Linked DNA regions of Homo sapiens: regions 1 and 3 are each linked to region 2. Evidence: read pairs that join two places in POLR2A ChIA-PET (ENCODE). Cell type or tissue: PC-3. All regions are shown on one strand. Each heading gives the region's core, and the rest is flanking DNA. Links, peaks and the distances in the headings are about the cores only.

Region 1 (7,137 bases), core at 949-5,948, 290 kb after region 2:
ACAGAAATCACCACTAGAGAACTTACCCATGTAACCAAAAACCGACTGTTCCCCAAAAACGATTGAAATAAATTAAAATTTAAAAAAATACATGAAAAAAATAAAATGTGTGAAAAATAATAAAATAAAATAAATAGTTCCTTGTACTACATGAGCAGTGTATAATTGAACTGTGTATACAATGTACATGTGTATACAATGTGTATACAATGAACCGCTCGTAAGTGGAGGTAACAAAGCACTTATATTTGGTCTTTCAGGTACAAATCCCATATTTAGGCCTAAAGAAGCTTCAGGAGGTTTCCTGATACTCTGCTTCATATATCTCCTTGATCTAGCTTTTCTCCTATCTTTTATTGTTAATTTAGTTCAGCTTAGTTTTTAAATAGAAAAGTGATTCATGTTCACTAAAGAAAACGGTAATTTTTCAGAAAGAATAGAAACCTCCTTTAATTGCTTACGACTCAGAGGCAACCGCTTTACCATGTTTCCTTCTAATCTCTTTTAATACTTTTCTTATGCAATTGGCTGCATTTTCTTCACACATACAATGTTGTATCTGTTGTTAGTTAACATGCTGAGTGTTTTTGATGCCATTCAAATACTTCATAAGCATAACTTTTCATATCCACATAATATTCCGTCTTACAGATATGTGACTTATGTTTAGCTTCTGTCTATTGTCGTTCATTTACCATGTATATTTTCACTTCCAAACTGCCTTCTTTTATGCCTGAATATCTTGAAAATTGATTTTTTTCCTCACGTTTCCTCCTCCTTTTTTGCTCACTGACGTCTTTCTGATTTTCTCCCTCTCTTTATCCTGCTTCTCCCAGTCTCACCTTTATAAATTTACATTTATAACATGTTTTCCTAACATGAGTTTTGCATTTAAAAAGTGTTTTCTCACATTCATCACCTTATTTGGTGTCCACAATAACCCTCTGGAATAAGCAGGGGAAGTAGAAACTAAAATTCAGAGAAGTGATTTTCCCAAAGGCACTTAACCCAGATGACTCTTAATTCACTGTCTATACCAGACCACTCTATATGATGGTTCTTTTGGACATGTTTTTATTTTTATTCTTTATTTTTTGGACACATGTTCTTAAAAGCTACACAAGATTCATATAGGTTTAAAAAATAGCTTTTCATTGTTCATGTTTATAACATAGTTGATACATCTGGCATATAATAATCCTTATAGGTTCTACCAAAAGTTTAAAACATAAGGAATAATGAACTAATGGGCACCATCAAGCTCTGGCAAGGATCTCACAGGGGCATAAAATAGTTATGTGTGGTCTTTCACATCTTCTCAGCAGTTTCTCCAAATACTGCACTGCCTCAACATAGAATTCCCCACCATGCTTTTGAACTGACTCCACCCCCACCTTTTTTTTTTTTTTTTTTTTTGAGATGGAGTCCGCTCTGTTGCCCAGGCTGGAGTGCAGCGGCGCGATCTCAGCTCACTGCAAGCTCCGCCTCCCGGGTTCAAGCGATTCTCCTGCCTCAGCCTCCTGAGTAGCTGGGACTAAAGGTGTGCGCCACCACGCCCGGCTAATTTTTTTATTTTTAGTACAGACGGGGTTTCACCATGTTGGCCACAATAGTCTCAATCTCTTGACCTCGTGACCCGTCCGCCTCGGCCTCCCAAAGCGCTGGGATTACAGGTGTGAACCACCGTGCCCGGCTCACCCTTTTTTTTAAAGATAAACAAAATACTAATTTGCTAATGAGTATATTGGAGATTGTCTCCTGTGACCTCAGTCATATTAAATTCTCTCCCTGAAGGGGACTAATACTCCTCACAACCACCCCATTAGCCCTGTCTTCCCATGTTTAAAAATCAGCTTTGTTCAATTATGAGGTCAGGTTTCCCCTTTGTGCAGGTCTTCCTGAAACCAGCGGGCTTCCTGAGGAATGTGAAGAGAACCAGGTCACCTGGGATTTCTTCCTTCCTCAGAAGGTCTCCCCAAGTCAACATCGCCTCTGAATTTTCTATTTCCTTTTGGCAAATAAAAGAAAAAGTAAGTAAAACATCTTAGTCTATGCATGACCAAAGGTTAAACCTTTATTGCTTCATTTTGATTGTATCAGCTTTTCAGGACAATGTTTTCAAGGCCAGAGCTTATTTTAATAGCTGTAATAATACCAGTATTTTCTGATAATAATGGCAAACACTTTTTTTGGCAAGCACTTTTAGTGTTTGTTGTGGTTGTGTGCCAGGCATGGTTCTCAGCAGTTTTCACTAATTCATTTCATCTTCACAACAACCCTATAAGGTAAATTTTATTATCGCCCTTTCTACAGATTGGCAAATGAGGCACAAGTGGTTTGGCTTGCCCCTAAACTACATAGACAGCAAAAGACTGAGGGAGAATTTGGGGAAGACAGTCTTGCTCCAGTTCATGCTCTTATTCACGGCACTGTGCTGACCTCTCAGTCACCACGCTATTTACTTTACATACATTGTCTTATTTAATCTTCACACAGTGTATGTTTTATTATTTATCTCTATTTTACAGGTGAGGAATGAAGCTCAGTGGTGTTTAGCAGTTTGGCCAGATTCCACTCTGGCAAGCTCAGTGAGACAGAACCAATTTCCCTTTCTGTTTCTTTTAGTAGATAAAGCCATTGACCCAGCGATGAGGCAACTCAGAAAATGCTCAGAATACCAATCATAGGATCTCCCTAAAAATCAAGTGATGTGGTCAAGAAACAAAGCCTAAATAGAGCTTCTCTGCCACTCTGCTATGTGCTGCTGCATTTCTCCATAGAAATGTAACTTTCACCACCACCACACAAAGCTGAACCAGTTACCAGGGAGCTGGGAAGCAAGACAGATAGCAGGGAGACAGGGGAACACTTTAGGGTTAGGCCATTATTTTCAGATCAGGTAGAAGAGTAGAGATGGTTAGACACACTCAGAGATTCTTTGACTCTGACTTCAGGCAGGAAGTAAAATCCAGTCTAATCAGTTAATAAAAGGCATTCATCAAAGAGATTCAACCTCACACTGTTACTTCAACAGGCATCTTGCCCTTGTGGAAAAACAGGCTTAATTTCCAAATCATTTTAAGCTTGAATATTGGTGCAATGGGGAGCTTAATTTGGGAGGTAATGAGACCACCAAAGGAAATTAGAATGATTAACTGGGGCACAGTGAAAGCATGGAGCTGTTGGTAAAGGAAAATTGTATTTGTAGAGCTATGTGGTGGGGGGCAAGAGGCACAGATGAAGAGAACAAAGAGGGAGGAACGACTCCTGAGACTGGTAGCAGGAGAACAGAAGGCTCTTAGGAACAGAGGAAATTTTTTAAAAATACAACTTTATGAAATGGGATTGCAGAGTATTATTCAGTTAGCATCAGGTAGGGTTTCATGTGGCAACAACCACAGCTGGCAACACATTCTTTCAGAAGCACAGACCCTCTGGTGGTTTTATTGCACTCTAAGGGGTGTTGTTGAAAATAACAAGTTAGATTTCTTCATGAGGTCATTGGCACTGCATATACCTGGGCATGCATTATGGTTCTATCCATCCTAACTCGGCAAGCAGTGGGTTTGGAATTCAGTCCTATAACTTCCTTTCTGTAAGATTTCCTTCTAAGGTATCCTGCAGGAACGATTACTGGCAAGAAATATTGACCCTTTAATGTGTCAGAACTGAATCAGGCCCCATTCTTTACACAGGGTTAATCACCCAGTTCTCATGCTCTGCCCCAGAGAACTGAGGCTGCCACAGTGTCCATGCCAGGCTGCTCACTGGACACAGAATGAAAGACAGTGCATTACAAAACTTTCAGGTAAACGTACATCCTTGGACTTCTATGAAGAAACAACAGAATAACAGGAATAACATTTTTCCAGTGGCATACAGATTGTACTCTGAGGACTCTGAAACCTGATATAAAGTCCATACTGGGGAAAAAAACATGGTAGTATTTGTAGGATGGGCCCTTGTTGCTATTTCACCTGGCCCATTTGTTTCCAGTCTGAAAGGGGTCTGGTAGGCTGTTTGGCAAATGGAATTGAATGATGATCACAGAATGAGAAATCCAAAAATCTGATTTGAATCCTCTGAAAAGTGCACTAGCCACTCAAGCTTCATGGTTTAAGATTTTGATTTTTAGAAACATATAGTGCGTCCAGAGGCACAAGCCAGAAAGCCAAGTGTCATGGACTCCTAGGACTCAAAGAAGTCCTTTGTGTTCATCCTTAAATTTGAATGTGGCTTTCAAGGTAACCGAGAAGATAGTTTCATTCATTTCACAAACTTTTAACTGAGAAACTTTTAATAACATTTATTAAACTTTTAATAACTTTTAAATTGAGAAATTCTTGTTTACATAGCATCTAAAATGCTAACTAGCTCTTCTTTTCTGACCTTGTTTCATTCTCCTTTTCCTTTCTCCTGTTTTTCATGTTTTCTTTTTCATTTTCTACTTTTCTTGACTACATTTAACATCTTTATATTTGTCAATGTTTAGAATAATCACCCTTAATATTTTGGTATTTCCCTATGTACACATATCCCAAAGGATCAGAATATTTATGACTTTATTCATTTTTGGCCCAACCCTGTATCCTGCAAATTTCAAAAACAGCTTTACACTGTTGATCCCTGTTCAAATCACAACTGTTTTCTATTATCCTCTTACTTCATAGATTGCGTATTGGAGGGCTGTCTTAAGTCTAATACCAGGCATTTACTCCAGTTTCAATCAATCTTTTTTTCTAATTGTTTTATGGTCACCCGTTCCAAATTGTGAGGTACCTGGTTGATTCATACTGGCATTGACACACTCAGGACAGAAACTTTCCATTCAGTGATTTAAATTATTGGTTTTTTTTAAAAAGGATACCAGAACTCAGTACTTTCTCCAAATGACACTCAACATGCCCCTTGATGCATAAACAGATCTCAAGATTATTACATTTACACAATGTAGTCAGCCTGTGAAGTATCATAATACAGGTAAAATAAAAATTAAAAAGCAGGCTAAGGGAACATAAAGGAAGAAAGAATTGCATCAAAGACAGGTTCACACATGAGTTGTGCCTTAAGGAAGACATGGAAAAAGGTAAGAATCCTATATCTTTGGATTTATTGTAAAATTTAGCTCTCATGTCATTGTACTCTAATGAAACAGGAAATAAGATAGTATTCTCCTCTCAACTGCTTTTGTGTTTCAGCAGTAATAACAATAGCTACTATTTATTAAGAACTTACTATATGCCATGCATTGTGCCAGCTGCCTTACATATATTAACTTACTTATGAATTACAATAGACTTAGATGGTAAGCAGTTTTATTTCCATTTTATGAATAAGATAATCAGGCTAAACCACTTGCTCAAAGTTACACAGTTAATAAGTGGTCAGGCCAGGATCTAACCTCAGGTATACCTGACTCCAAAGCCCATGTCTTTAACCACCAGGCTTTTAACACCTGTGTTTTGTGGCTGGTAATATCGTGTCTCATGATTAGCAAACATAACCTTAACTTGCTTCACATGGGTCTTCCCAAAGGCAAATGAACCTGACTCAAGCAGATGTCCTTTGTATTCCAACAATTCAGCAGGCATCCTACTGTAGCCTGCCCAAGGTGTCAGCTTCCTGAAGCCCAGTACAAGCCCACCATGTAGAGTCACATCATTTGATAATTTCCCACCAGCACAGCCCTTGCCCCTTAGTCATCAAAGGCACAGACCCCACCTGCTTTATTCCCCTCCTGCCCAGAGTCCCACTTGGGGCTGCAAAGCTCCTCAGAGATTTTCTCTGCCTTTTCATTGCCACTGATGGGCCTTGGGAAGTCCCTTCCAACCCTGTTGACAAGAGCCTTAGAAAAGGGAACACACATTTGCTAAGTGTTTTCCATACACCAGGAACCTTACTAGACATTTTGTTTAGGCAATATTATTTAATAACAATTTATTAGTAATTATAATGACATAATGCAGGTAGAAGTACAGGCTTCAGAGTCAGATGTGGGTTTAAATCTAGACTTTAAATAATCTGAATCTCATCTGAAAAATGAGGATAATGGGGTTGTCGTGGGTGAGGACTTAATGAGATAGTGTACGAAAGCCCTCAGCAAGTGCCTAGGCCATAACAGGTACTCAATAACTCTTGAAAATTAAGGATTAAAGAGTCAGAGTTAAAACTGAGATTAAAAAGTCTTTCAGAACCCAAATCTCGTACATTGTAAAGGATTGTAAAGGAAATCTCAATTCTACCTGTGGCTTTTTTTTGGTCTAGACAAGATTATAAATTGTATAAGTTTGCTTTGCAGTTTGGGCCTCTATATAGAAAACAATTGTAATGAACCTTCACTGGTTCCTATTTACAGAAATTAGACACTCCATTCCCCCACCCAGATTTGAAAATGATTTTCATGTGGGATGTCACCCCATGTGATCTCATGCTGGCCAGATGAAAGACAGCAGGTGTAGGCCCTGGTGAACCAACCTGGTTAGGGATGCAGCCTAGACACTGGGACTTTAAAATCTCTCTCCTCTAATGATTCTAATAATAAGCAGCCCAGTTTGAGACCTCTGATGTAGGGAGGGCACAGAGCATAACTCTGATGTTTGTTAGCTGTGTGGCCTTGGAAAGTCATAGCACCTCTCTGAGCCTTTGTTCTTTTATCTATGAATTGATATCATAACCACCCTGCAGCACTGCTGCAAGATTAGAGATAATACGTGTTTTAAAATGTCAAATAGCAGTTTCAATATATAATTGCTACTTTAAAAGTTTTATTGAGATGCAGTTTTCATACAAAAAGTCACCTGTTTTAAATATACAATTTGATGAGTTTTGACAAGCATAGTCTTATAATTACCCCTCAATTGAGATATAGGCAGTCCTTGCTTGGCACAGTAGCACGGGATAGTAAAAGTGACCATGCAATCTGAGACCACGCAAAGCCAAGTTAATACATAATGAGGAAAATTTCAACTGGTCTGTGACTTACAAACATTTTTGTCAAAACATTCAAAACACTCATGTCAGTGAATTGAGAAATAAAAAGTAGTAAAGCAAATGTTTATTTAGTACACTGTAATTTAAAACATTAGAAACACTGAGAATTAAAGAATTTTATTTATTTGTGAAAAGCTTTTCAAGAGC
Region 2 (6,827 bases), core at 1-5,000:
TCTCCTTGTAAAAATTTTTATCTGATTATAAAACAAACAACCTACTTTTTCAAGGCATATCAGTGCCATGAAATCATGCTCCACCTTTGCCCGCTTTCATCATATCACCAGGAGCTGCAGTCTGATATAAGAGAGGCCATGACAGAGAGTTAATTTCTGCCAATGCCCTTCTGGCTTTTACCGCAAGATATGGTTATTTAATTTTCTTCTGGGCATTTACATAGAGCTTTGATGGTGCTTCTTACCATATCACTGGGTCTGCCTGACTGCTTTATGGTGAATCTGAAACCATTGGGAAAATGGTCCAGAGTCCCTGAACTTTGCTGGATCCTAAAATTATAGTTTGGAAGCTGTGAGAATGTTGGTGAATAAAAAGAAGCATGTGTCTTTTCCATGAATTAATTTTGGGTGAGATTGCAGGATAAAATGATGCTTGCTCAGGAAGTGCCAATGCCCATCTACCCACCCTGACCTCGGGGAGCAGCACTCAGCCTGACATGCCAAGAACAGAGCTTTGTCCCCATGTCTCAGGTGACTGAAATTCTGCCTTCTGCCCAGAGCCCCTGCTTGGGCTTCAACCAGCAAAGCAAAGGCCTAGGAAACATTTGGTACCATCAGCTCTGGTGGTTGCACCTAAGATGGAATTTCATATAGCCTCTTGTTTATTTATTTATTTTATTTAACAAGGCGACCAGTTAGGGGACCCAGGTTAAGCCCTTCAACAGAACTATCCTGAAGAGCAAAAGTAGCAAATGACAGGCTATGACTAGGGATTGAATTTGGGGAAGGCTGGATTTGTGAAATGAGAGCCAAAAAAGTTTTCACCTTCTAGCCCACAGGTTAAGTTACTGAAAATCAGTCATCACCATTTCTACCCACTTGTGTGTTTCTCCTACTCTGGAGAGTAATCTAACTCATCATTTGCAATCAGGGCCTCTGAGTTCTGTTTGTGTTTGCTTTTGCTCTTCGCTTTGCTACTTGTCCGGCCGTTTGCCTTCGCATCTGACATCTGTTGGTAATAGAAGCCTTTGTCTTCAGTGGGCCCGCCCCAGTCCTCCTGGCTCTCGCCCTCTGTGGCGTAGGAGAAACCCTCCTCCACTGAGAAGGGGTCATCCACGTCGTAGCGTTGGTACGTGCTTTGGTGCAGGGCCTCTTCTCGAGCGCTGATTTCCAGGGTGCTGTTCCAGATGCCATATCCAAAATAAATGAGCAGACCTGTGGGGCGAGGGGAAAGGTACAGGTGAATAAGCAATTGCTTTGGGATCCTGGGACTAGCAGAGAGATCACCTTCAGTGATGAAATCAAAGCTGGCGGGGTGGGGGGCGGTGGGGGCGGGGATGTATTTTCTTTGCTTTATGTGGTGTTTTGAAAATACTTGAATTAGATGCCTTTTAAAAATTGGGAGATCTTGCGTTAAGTAACCCATATTTACAGATTTTCCTAGAAAAGTCAAAAGGTCTGACAACACTGCATCCACATTTCTACATGGTGATTTTTGGCTGGTGTTGAGAACTGGCTGCCTCTTTAGACAGGATACAGGGTCTCTAGGTTACCTCAGTCCCCACCTCCCATGCTGACGTCGGGCTCATTACACTCATATAGCTGCCAGCCAGGAATTTGCATTTTCTACCCTGGGTGAACTATTTATGGATCAGCAACAGTTTATTCCCAACGTTCTTATAAGATTTGATTATTCTCTGCCTCCAGTTAGGGACTCTATCTCATGTTTCACCTCTTAGCAGCATGCATATATTATCCTGTGATTTACCTTGACATTTTACACTCACTAAAGGCGTGATATATCATGGCCACTCCAAGCTGCCTGCTTTCTTCTGTGTGCTCTCAGAGTGTCTAGTGCATGCTACTATTATGTCCCTTAGAACATCTGTTGTGTGATTATCTGCACAGGGTCGTAGACTCTGCAGAAAATTGGCACTTAATGTTTGTTGAATGAATGGGTGAGAACTCCTGATAAGCGTGAAATGTCCAGTGCAACCTCTGTGTTGATGTCATCCCAATCAAAGGAAAGAAACTTGCCCCCCTCGTTAATATGTAGCATTCATATATGCTAATGTTTCATTTCTATGATTTAAAAAACATGCATAAAAGTCATTTATGAGTACCCATTTTCTTTTTCTTTTCTTTTTTTTTTTGAGACAGGGTCTCACTCTGTTGTCCAGGCTGGAGTGCAGTGGCATGATCTCGGCTCACTGCAGTCTCTGCCTCATGGGCTCAAGCGATTCTCCTGCCTTGGCCTCTCGAGTAGTTGGGACCACAGGCATGTGCCACCACGCCCAGCTAATTTTTGTATTTTTGAGAGATGGAGTTTCACCATGTTGCCCAGGCTGGTCTCAAATTCTTGGACTCAAGTGATCCGCCTGCTTCCACTTCCCAATGTGTTGGGATTACAGGCATGAGCCATCAGTCCTGGCCTGAGTCCCCATTTTCTATCTTGAATAGACTGTGAAGGTTCAGGGCCTGGAAGTCTGGGAACCATAACCTTGGAGTCCATAGAACATGATAAGTAAGACTGTGGGCTCTGTGTTCAAATCCTGCCTTCATCACTGTTAGCTGTGTAACCCTGGTCCCATTACTTAGCCTCTCTGTTCCTCAGCATTCTCTGTAAAACGATGAGAGCTATAGCAACCCTCTTAACATGGGAGTGCTTGAGGATGAAATGAGGTAAGTGGTGGTTCTCAACCCTGGCTGCACTTGAAAGTCACCTGGGGGTGTTTTTTGAACCACTCTGATACCCTAGCCCCATCCTGGAGATTCTGATTTAATTAGTCTGCAGTATAACCCAAGCATAGGTATGTTTTTAAAACTCCACAGGTGATTCCAATGGTCAGAGTGTCCCTGAGATAATGAACTGTGCCTGATGGGCACAGTGTTCCACTGCCCACTCAGCCCACACTATGGCCTAGGCACTGGGGTCCATACAGTATGCAACCTCCTTCCCGGGCCCTAACATCCTCCTCTGAGTAGCACCAGTCTCTTTGACTTTGCTAACCCTGCAGGCTTCTGCTGGGCTGGTTTGCTTAGAACCGCAAGTCAAGCCTGCTTTGCTGCTGTGGTGCTTGAGAAATCTTGCTCTCTTTTGAATTTGAAGTGTGCCTTTTTAAGCTTGGATTTCTCCCTCCTTGTCTCAAATGACTTTGTCCCCCCTCCCTCCCACACTCCCCAGTGAAATCAACTTTCCAGGAGCCAAAGTAAGCACAGATTTATAGTCCTAATTGGTAATAAATCCTAGAGTTAATTATTTGCAGATGTAGCTATTAGTGCTCAAATAATGATTCATCTTTTAAAAGCAGGGTATTTACTCTTTCTTTTCTGTAGGTGGGGGGTGGCTATGGGGGATGGTTATTATCCTTGTGTAGAACAGGGCATCACATTAAGGCCTCTTCTAAGAGTGCCAGTGTGCTGGTTCTTGGAGAATGCCTCTGTCTGAAGCATGTTTGGCATCTGAGAATGGATTTCAGGCGACCAGGCAGGACCTGTGCACACCTCCTTTTGCACTGCTTTGCTTTTTTGCCATCTTTTCTTCTAGACACCCAGGCAGATGCCAAATATTGCCTCCTACTCCTGCTTGGTACCTATTATGCCAATTCTTTCCTTTCTGATGCCCTTCTCTGACTTTGCTTATAGACGACTCATTTCCCTACTGAACTTAATACCATCTTTTTCTTTTCCCTTTGCCCCAAACGTCTCTCCTCTGCCACCACAAAGGTCATTGTTCAGTCACTGGTTTGACATCACTCATCACTGGTTTGTCGATTCCAACAGACCTGTCCCTGCCCCCACAAGGTATTTTGGGTGTCAGATAGATTCATATTATGGGAATTCTCTAAAAACCTTGAGTCATAGATATTTAGAGCTGGAAAAGATGCTATAGATCACCTATGCATTCTAAAACCTTCATTTTACAGAAGAAGAAACAGAGGCTGGGAAAGAATAAGTGACTTGCCTGGGTCTGAGAAGGAGAGGAACCAGCTTTATACATGGAGGGAGAGAAGTCTCTTGCGTGTCTAGTCCTTCACACCTCCTCTCCCCTCCCCCAGGCTGGTTTACAGACTATGCCCACTGCAGTAAACATGTGATAAGAGGTTTACATGTGTTCTTTGGGAGTGGCCAGGCCTGGAAGGAACATGTGTGTGTGTGTGTGTGTGTGTGTGTGTGTATGTGTGTGTGTCTGTGTCTGCGCGCTCTCACATATTGACTGTGGTTACTTTTTACTTTGTGAAGACAATCCATGGAAACTTGCCACATAAATATTTATGGGTCTTTTCATGTTTGCCCTGAACCCCCTGGAGTTTCAAAGGTGTATCACTCTGTCTTCAAAAATGCATTTCAAATGTGAGTACTGTGAAACAAGAAACGACCGTGTGCATGCAGCCTGGTAGAGTAAATAGTAGATGCAAAGCCGTTCCCCTAGGGCTTGGCATTCTGTGTGTCTATCTTTCTTGCTGGCCCTTGAGTCAATTCAGGAAAAGTGGTGTGAAACTGAGAAGGATTGGAGAAAAGAAAAATGGAGGGGGACAAAGAAACAGAGAGGAACAGATGAAGGGAGGGAGGGAGGGAGAGAGAGAGAAGAGAAGAGAAACGTATTACCATCTGTCCCACATAAACAAGGGCTTTGTGTCGGAGGAGTAAACAGAGCTGCTCCACGCCTCCTGTGTGGAAGCAGGGTGTTTTGTTTCTGCTCCTTTTTTTAGTTGGCTTAGAGAATGAAGCATGAGGTAGTTTCTGAAAAATCTGTAGGGGTTCTGGGAATCCTGAATCATCTAAACTAAACTTCACAAAGCATTTCTGTGTGCTGGGTTAGGATAATGATGGATGGTTGATGTTGCACCTTTGTCCCAAAGAGCTCAAAATGTTACACAAACAGTATCTTGTTTTGTTTAGACTCCCTTTAACCTGTCTGGGAAGGGGTGTGTGTGTGTGTGTGTGTGTGTGTGTGTGAGTGATTATGTGCATTGCACACTTCACAGACAGGACAACAGGACAGTGGGCACAGAAAACATAAGGGAAGGTCCACAGCCACACAGTGAGCAGGTGGACAGTGAATCCTTCCAGGTCTCCCCATGCCCTAATCCAGGGCGCTTCTATCCCTCTTACATCTCCCGCCTACCAGGGATGGAAAACAATTTGGCTTAACGTTTTATTTGGAAGAACATATACAAAAGTGGAGTGAATAGGATCATGAATCACCAGCTCCCTTCATGCTCCCTCCCCTGACCCCTTCTCTACAGATTGTTTTGAAACAAATCCCTTCTATCATAGGTTTAATTTGTAAATATTTGAGTATGCATCTCTAAAAAAAGCAGTATCATCACAACTAAAAATTAATAATAATTTCTTAATATTATCTGATATCCAGCAGTATTAAAATTTATCTAAATTATTACATGTGTGTGGAAAACTCTTCACCTTATGAGGCTACACACGTATTCCTATGATGCCATCATTGCTTGAAGTAGTTTTTGGGCACCGCTAATCAAGATGGTCACTGGGAACGGCATCATATACTTTTGTAAACTCTTGCGGAGGGCAATCTAATATCTTTTGAGGGTGGATTTGATTTTGCTATAAGCCAGAAGTCATTTGAAACCAAGCCTCAAGAATAAGATGGCTGATTCACAAATAATACTATTTATTCTATTTGGATATTTAATTCTGCTGTACCTTAAAAGCAGATAACTTAGAGCCATTGCTTTGTAGTTACATAACTTATGTCAGTAAGAAACTAAAGGCAGGTGTGATGGCAAAAATCAGAGGGTGTCAGCCTTTGTGCTGCAGCAGTGTCCTGGAGGCTCCTCTGTGGGGCTGGAATTATTTTTTTTGAGTTGATGGGTCATGGTGGGGGTGCGTGGTGTGTGCAGGAAAGTGACTAGTTAGCAGTAAACACAGAAGTGTTTCAATATTCTGGCTGGGCACGGTGGCTCATGCCTGTAATCCCAGCACTTTGGGAGGCCGAGACAGGTGGATCACCTGAGGTCAGGAGTTCGAGTCCAGCCTGGCCAACATGGTGAAACCCCGTCTACTAAAAAAAAAAAAATAATTAGCTGGGCACGGTGGCGGGCACTGGTAATCCAGCTACATGGGAGGCTGAGGCAGGAGAACTGCTTGAACCCAGGAGGTGGAGGTTGCAGTGAGCTGAGATCACGCCATTGCACTCCAGCCTGGGCGACAGAGTGAGACTCCATCTCAAAAAAAAAAAAGTTTCAATATTTTAACACAGACATGGTTGGACTGGGGCACGTGGGCTGCATGCCTGTCCTGGTCAAAGGTAATGGTGGTTAGTCTTATGAAAGTCTGTTTAAAGGCCGGGCACGGTGGCTCACGCCTGTAATCCCAGCACTTTGGGAGGCGGAGGTGGGTGGATCACGAGGTCAGGAGATCGAGACCATCCTCGCTAACACGGTGAAACCCCGTCTCTACTAAAAAATACAAAAAAATTAGCCGGGCATGGCGGTGGGCACCTGTAGTCCCAGCTACTCCGGAGGCTGAGGCAGGAGAATGGCGTGAACCTGGGAGGCAGAGCTTGCATTGAGCTGAGATTGTGCCACTGCACTCCAGCCTGGGTGACAGAGTGAAGACTCCGTCTCAAAAAAAAAAAAAAAGAAAGTCTGTTTGCAGTGACGGGAAATATTCAAAGGGAGGCTTTGGCTTCTTTTCTAGACAGAAGTTCCCCAGTGGAAAATGTGTCTATGAGAAGTTCAGGCTAGACAAGATCAAGAATCATGCCTTTAGCAATTGAATGGGCTTTCTTTATGATATTAAATACTTTGTGGTTGTAATGCACTTTATATATTAAAAAAAGCACTTTC
Region 3 (7,137 bases), core at 1,078-6,077, 1.6 Mb before region 2:
AGTGTAATATTTCCGTATTTTAATATCCATCCTTTAAAATATTTAATTTTGAGTTTTGGAAGAGAATGAAATTTGAGCACCTATATGCAACAAGCAGACTGAGTACGGAATAACTAGGAGAGCAGGTGAAAAACGTGAATGATGTGGGACAAATAAGAAATTCTGAACACTGTGTGCAGCCCATCAATTGCAATGAGGACCTGGGGAGTTGTAACCTATGAAACTGTAGATGCTGTTGCTGTACTGTGAAGCACTACTGCTCTGACAGGCTCTCTGAGCTCCCATTCCACCTAGCACACGTGGCAATAAAGTGCAGCACATGGAATCCATATTAGAGCAATAGCTGCATCTTCAAAAAAACGTTTTAATGACTTTTCTAGTCTGCATTTAGAAGGATGATTTTAGATCTTACATCTTATCTTTTTCTAGGTTAATGTGCCTTCCCCCTCAGATCCCTGCATTTGGGGAAATTTCTGTGATGGTATACTCCCAGAGAGTATTGTGTCTCATTCAAAATACCCTTAGGAAACCTTTGATCTAGAATGTAAGTTCAGCAGCCAGAATCAGAATTGAATGCTTGTGGTGGTGTGAGAAGTCTGCATATATTCGGAAAGTTGTATAGGGACATTTTGTGTCGCTCCTTCTTCCACTTCTTCCTCTTCCTCCTCTTCTCCTCCTTCTCTTCCTCTTCCTAGTCTCCTTCTTCTCCTCCTCCTTCTCCATTTCCATCTCCTTCTCCTCCTCCTTCTCCTCTTCCTCCTCCTCCTTCTCTTCCTCTTCCTACTCTCCTTCTCCTCCTCCTCCTTCTCTTCATCTTCCTACTCTCCTTCTCCTCCTCCTTCTTCTCCTCCTTCTCTTCCTCTTCCTACTCTCCTCCTCCTTCTCCTCCTACTCCTCCTCCTTCTCGTCCTCTTCCTACTCTCCTCCTCCTTCTCGTCATCCTTTTCCTCCTCCTCCTCATTCTCCTCTTCCTTCTCCTCCTCCTTCCCATCCTCCTCCTACTCCTCCTCCTTCTCGTCCTCTTCCTATTCTCCTCCTCCATCTCCTCGTCCTTTTCCTCCTCCTCCTCATTCTCCTATTCCCTCTTCTTCTCCTTCTCATCCTTTTCCTACTCTCCTCCTCCTCCTTCTCCTCGTCCTTTTCCTCCTCCTCCTCATTCTCCTCTTCCTTCTCCTCCTCCTTCTTCTCCTCTTCCTCCACCACCTACTTCTATTCTTCTTCCTACTCTCCTTCTCCTTCTGCTCCTTCTCCTCCTCCTCCTCATCTTCCTTCTCTTCCTCTTGCTACACTCCTCCTCCTCATCTTCCTTCTCTTCCTCTTGCTACACTCCTCCTCCTTCTCTTCCTCTTCCTACTTTCCTTCTCCTTCTCTTCCTCTTCCTACTTTCCTTCTCCTTCTTCTCTTCCTCTTCCTACTCTCTTCCTTCTCCTCCTCCTTCTCTTCCTCTTCCTACTCTCCTTCTCCTCCTCCTTCTCCTCTTTCTCCTCCTCCTTCTTCTCCTCCTCCTCTTCTTCCTACTCTCCTCTTTCTCCTTCTCCTCCTCCTTCTCTTTCTCTTCCTCTTCCTACTCTCCTTCTCCTCCTCTTCCTTCTCCTCCTCCTCCTTCTTCTCTCCCTCTTCCTACTCTCCTTCTCCTCCTCCTTATCCTCTTCCTCCTCCTCTTTCCTTGTCTCTATATACTCTTCTCCTTCTCTTCCTTCTCCTCTTTCTTCTCTTCCTCCTCCTCCTCTTCTTTCTCTTCCTTTTCCTACTGTCCTTCTTCTCCTCCTCCTCTTTCTCCTCCACCTTCTCCTCTTCCTTTTTCTCTTCCTCCTCCTCCTCTTTCCCTTCCTACTCTTCTTCTCATTCTCCTCCTCCTCCTATTCCTCCTTCTCCTCCTCCTCCTCTTCCTCCTTCTCCTCCTCCTTCTCCTCTTCCTCCTCCTCCTCTTCCTCCTCCTTCTCCTCCTTCTGTTCTTCTTTCTACTCTCCTTCTCCTCCTTCTCCTCCTCCTGCTCTTCCTCCTCCTTCTCCTCCTTCTGTTCTTCTTTCTACTCTCCTTCTCCTCCTTCTCCTCTTCCTCCTCCTCCTCCTTCTCCTTCTTCTTCTTCTTTCTTCCTCTTCTTCTTCTTTTGAAGTCTGTGTACTGGTGTCTTGAAGAACCATCACCTTTGGAAAAGGTAGATTTTGTCAGCAAACTGGACCTGAGAAATCTTTTATTGCAAGGGAGGCTTCTGGATTAATTGTTCTCTTCTGTTGACATCCATAGCTATTGGCACTTGCAAAGATCTTATTTGATGGTTTCTATTCCTTGGGTGACCAAAAGCACTATATCAAAATGCAAATAAGGGAGAATTTTCAATGTTTAATATTAAACCAGCCCTCCTACCTACAGGAAACTGCCATTTCTGCAAATGGTGTGGAATGTTTTGTTATATGACAAGGAGTGGAAGAGCTAAATATGCCCTGCACTTGAACCGCACTCTGTTCATCTAAGAATTCTGTGTATGTTGTATTACATTGGAACTATCTGGATTACAGCACAGACTAATAGTCAACCAGCCAAAATAAAATCAGCCAAAGATTCATTGCTGTCGTTAAAAACCTCACTTTAGAAAGGAAGGACCTAAGTAGATACTTTAGTAATCAAATCTGAGGAAGTTCAATTTTACTTGGTTGTGAGAAACATGGAGCATGCAAATACCTAAAATTAAGCAATACTAAAGAAAAAAATAAATTTACTTATCAAAAATGATTAAAGTGTAGAAGTGAATCTGCTATCACAGTAATTTAATAAACTGAAGCATGAGTTATTTTGGATTGAATTTGTTACATAGCTCATGCATGAAATGATCTGTTGCTTGTTCTTGTGACTATGAAACAGCAAAGGGAAAAAATGTATTCTGTCCGAGGCATTGTAAAAATATTGAAAGCTTTGAGCCTTTTGTAGAGGCATATGACTACAACTTGTCATTTATACTTTACAGGCCAATAATTTTTACGCCGAAATCGCAGATGCTTAGCTTTCAGAATTATCTCTTAATATATAGTGGGTTCAGAAACTCAACTCTGGCGCCATGAGACTGTCACTCATGTGATTACACTGCCACCATGTGGTTTCAAAGATCCTTTCCAATTAAAAAAATCAAAGATATGGCCTCTTACGAAAAAGAAAATGATGATTCAAGTATTTTCTCTATTTTTCTTGGTCGTTTGTTCTGTTACAATATTATACATAGTGTATGGATTCTCATGGGAGGTATGACTGGGGCAGAAATGTAAGAGGTGGTAGTATAGGCTAATAATTATTTGTAGTTCTTCATGAATTCAGCTTCTGCCAAGTGAATACCATCAAGAGCTTTGCTAGCAGGTGCTACCTTCATTGACCTTTTCTGAATAAATATAGCATTTACAGTGTCCAGAAGAATCTAAAAAATTCCTTACAGATGTCAATAGGCAAGTGTTTCTCAAACTCGGTTCCTAGACTGGCAGCATGAACATTCTTGAGAAACGTATTAGAAATGCCAGTTATTCAGCTCCACCCCATGCACTGAATAAGAAATTCTGGAAATGGGGCCCAGTAATCTGTTTTAAAAAGCCCTCCCAGGTGATTCTGATGCTTGTTAAAATTTGAGAACGATTGTTAAAGACAATCACATCTCTCTTAGGATAGATTAACACACATTTCCCTAGATAGTGTTAAATTTAGCCACCTGCTTCGGGCCCCTAAAAAAAAAAAATCCACAGAGAAGTGAAAGACAAAGGTCCCAGGGCTTCCTATCAGTTTCGTTGACCAGCACCCTGAAGCCCTCCCTGGGAAGGAAGAAGCAGGTCATCTGGGGGGGTTCCTGTTCCCATCAACTGCCCTATCAGCATTCTTTCTTCCCTATTTAACTGCACCTGAAAGAGTTGCTACAGCCAATTCGGAATAAATCTTTCAACCTTTTGGGATTATTGGAACACAGTCAATTATGAATGGATGTTATATATAAGACTACTTTTCGGACATTAAAAATATAGTTTTTATATATAAGCTAAATATAAGCTAAAAATATAGTTTTTATATATACGCTAAATATAAGCTACAAATTGGAAAGCCTCCCAGGCTTTAAGAATGTTAAAGAATGGTGGGATGGTATGAATTGGAGACTCCATGCCCTGTCATTACAGCCAGACACTAAACTGCTTCCCAACTCAGTTTTCTGTAGTCATGCACAAAGGTTGGCCTCATGCTACTAGGACTTCTGATATTTATAATATGAAAAGTCAGAAAGAATAAATTTTATGTAAAATGTCAAAATTTTAAAGTATGAATTCAAGTTTACGTGCATGTATAAATAAATAAATGAAAACATATCTGCCAGTTTGATTCCATCTACTGACCTCCAGAATCTTGTTTCTGGGGTAAACAGTTAAGGAAAATTGTGGTTATCAACCTCAGCATACATTTATGAACATATGTATGTCTGATATTGAAGTGATTTGTGTCCATGCTTTTTCATCTTTGTATGTGTAAATACATATCCTTTCTCTTCCTCTTCCTCCTCCTACTCTCCTCCTTCTTGTTTGTGCTTCCATAGAAATTTTAGGATTGTTTTCCTGTTTCTTTGAAGAATGTCATTGGTATTTTGGTAGTGATTGCACTGACTATATACACAGCATGGAAACCTAGCATCTCAAAACATGGGGGAAATATTTTATTTGGTAACGAAGTAGCTTCAAACTGAGTAAAAGCAAAAAATCTGAAAGGTGCCTGAATTCAAAAAGCACATCTCTAAAGTGCCATGCTTTATAGAAGAGAATGTATGATATTTTTACTAATATGAAACATGTTTTCAAAGCATTTAAAAATCTTTCAAGATCTTACAAATTTCACAGCACATACAGAATAAAAATATTGAGAATATACGACTTACTTGTAGTGTAGGTTATTCTTAGGGACATATAAAATACTTAAAAATATCAAGATTAGGAACAAAATTAGGCACTCAATTGGAACAAAAATCAGATTTTAATTGTTTTTATCCCTGGCTATGGAAAGAGTGCTTAATAAATAGCAGCTGAACTAATAGAAGAATAAGTATTGATCAGGTGTTACTGAGAGAATTTTCTACATAAGGCATGGTCTCTGCAGCTTAACCCTCACTGTCCTCACTGTGTCCAAGATTCAGAAAGTGCGTCTTATATCATTGCAAGTTGGAGGTTTTCTGAAAGACTTCAAGAACAACTTTAGATAGAACCTTGGTTTTTCTCTGTGGTTTCTTTCCAAATCTAGTAAAATTTCAGTGGCTGTGCTGCTGATCATATATTTAAGATTGATAGAACTAATTCTGGGTTAAATTACAATGTACACACCAAGCTGAAGATCATTCTGGTCACTCGGGGCCAATGTCTGGATACATCCCCATCCCTTGGCACAACAGAAGCTAGTTTTTCAGACTGTTTCCAGATTTAATGAAGACCTCCTGCCCCAACTATCTTGACCTATAGAATATCATTGTGGTTAGGATTCTGAACATGGGGATCCTTTACTTTCCTTCCTCATGGATTTTAGAGTTTCAAGAGTATCCCATAAAAAAATGCATATTCAGTAGTCCCCACTTACCCTTAATGTATATGTTTCAATATACCCAGTGGATGCCTGAAACCACAGATAGTACCAAACCCTATATATATTATGTTTGTTCTATCCATACATACATATGATAAAGTTTAATTTATAAACAGGCATGGTAAGATATTAACAACAACAAAAATAAAATAGAACAATTATAATAATATGCCAGCATAACTACTCTTGTGCATTGGGGTCATTATGAATTAAAACAAGGGTTACTTGAACACAAGCATTGTGATACTGCCACAGTCAGTCTGAAAACTGAGGAGGCTACTAAGTGACTAGCAAGCAGGTAGAGTCTATGGGGTGAGTACTCTGAACAAAGGGATGATTCAAGTTCCAGGTGGGAGAGAGCAGAAAGATAAGGGAGGGTGTCAGATTTCATCACACTAAGAATGGCATGCAATTAAAAACTTATGAATTGTTTACTTCTAGAATTTTTTATTTAACTTTTTTCAATTTAGAATTTTCAAATTTTCTTAAATATTTGATACATAAGAAGTACATATTTTGAGGTTATATGTAATATCTTGATACAGTCATATATATTGATCAGATCAGGGTAAGTGGGATATCTGTCTCCTTAAACATTTGTCTTTCCTTTATACTGGAAATAATTATTATCCTCTAGCTATTTTGAAATATGCAGCAGATCATTGTTTAGTCACCTTACTGATTTATCAAACACCAGGTCTTGTTTCCATAATCTAACCATATTTTTGTTCATATAAATCAACCTCACTTTATTTCCTCTCCTCCAACCCTGGCCCTTCATGGCCTCTGGTAACCACCAATCTACTCTTTATCTTCATAAGATCACCTTTATTACCTCCAACATATGAGAGAGAACATGTGATACTTGTCTTTCTGTGCCTGGCTTATTTCACTTAACATTATGACTTCCAGTTCCATCCACTTATATTGCTGCAAATGACAGGATTTCATTCTGTTTTATGGCTGAATAATATTCCATTGTGTAAATACACCACATGTTCTGTATCCATCGATGGCCTCATAGGTTGATTCCATATTTTGGCTATTGTGAATAGCGCTGCAATAAACATGGAACTGTAGCTATCTCTCTAATATATTGATCTCCTTTCTTTTGGATATATACCCAGTATTGGGATTGCTGGATCCTATGGTAGTTCTATATTTTGTATTTTTAAGAACTCCCATGTCATTTTCCAGGATAGCTATATTAACCTACCTTCCTAGCAACAGTGTACAAGGGTTCTCCTTTCTCCACAATCTTGCCAACATCTGCTATTCCTTGTCTTTCAGATAAAACCAATTTAACTGAGGTGAGATGATACCTCATTGTGGTTTCCCTTTGCATTTCCCTGATTATTAATGTTGTGTAATTTTTATATACCGATGGGCCATTTTTATGTCTTCTTTTGAGAAATTACTATTCAGATCTTTTGTCCATTTTTAATTGGATTATTTATTTCCTGGGGGGGGGGGGTTGTTTGCTTTTTTGAGATTCATATATATTCTGGTTGTTTATCCCTTGTCAAAAGGATAGTTCACAAACATTTT

The links. Peaks named below come from ENCODE experiments on the same cell type or tissue, not always from the same donor. Only the 100,000 strongest peaks of a DNase experiment are listed, where the experiment ranks them.
Region 1: POLR2A ChIA-PET joins it to region 2 with 5 read pairs; 3 of 35 experiments call an interaction of 5 or more read pairs at or near these places.
Region 3: POLR2A ChIA-PET joins it to region 2 with 25 read pairs; 1 of 35 experiments calls an interaction of 5 or more read pairs at or near these places.

The regions. Positions count from the first base shown.
Region 1 is chr3:170,757,627-170,764,763 of GRCh38, forward strand. No RefSeq gene overlaps it. Among named protein-coding and RNA genes, the nearest start is that of RPL22L1, 110 kb to the right of the region's middle. In PC-3, for the core only: no CTCF peak of the experiment used is centred there; a DNase peak (open chromatin) is centred at 3,635; H3K27ac peaks cover 2,169 bases.
Region 2 is chr3:170,466,163-170,472,989 of GRCh38, forward strand. SLC7A14 (solute carrier family 7 member 14) reads right to left here. Exons shown (of 8, transcript NM_020949.3): 8 at 1-1,215. The coding sequence ends at 893. SLC7A14-AS1 (SLC7A14 antisense RNA 1) reads left to right here and starts at 1,123. Exons shown (of 6, transcript NR_135556.1): 1 at 1,123-1,234. In PC-3, for the core only: no CTCF peak of the experiment used is centred there; a DNase peak (open chromatin) is centred at 9; H3K27ac peaks cover 588 bases.
Region 3 is chr3:168,844,397-168,851,533 of GRCh38, forward strand. No RefSeq gene overlaps it. Among named protein-coding and RNA genes, the nearest start is that of LINC02082, 54 kb to the right of the region's middle. In PC-3, for the core only: CTCF peaks have their summits at 3,092 (motif pointing left) and 3,299; a DNase peak (open chromatin) is centred at 3,065; H3K27me3 peaks cover 1,211 bases.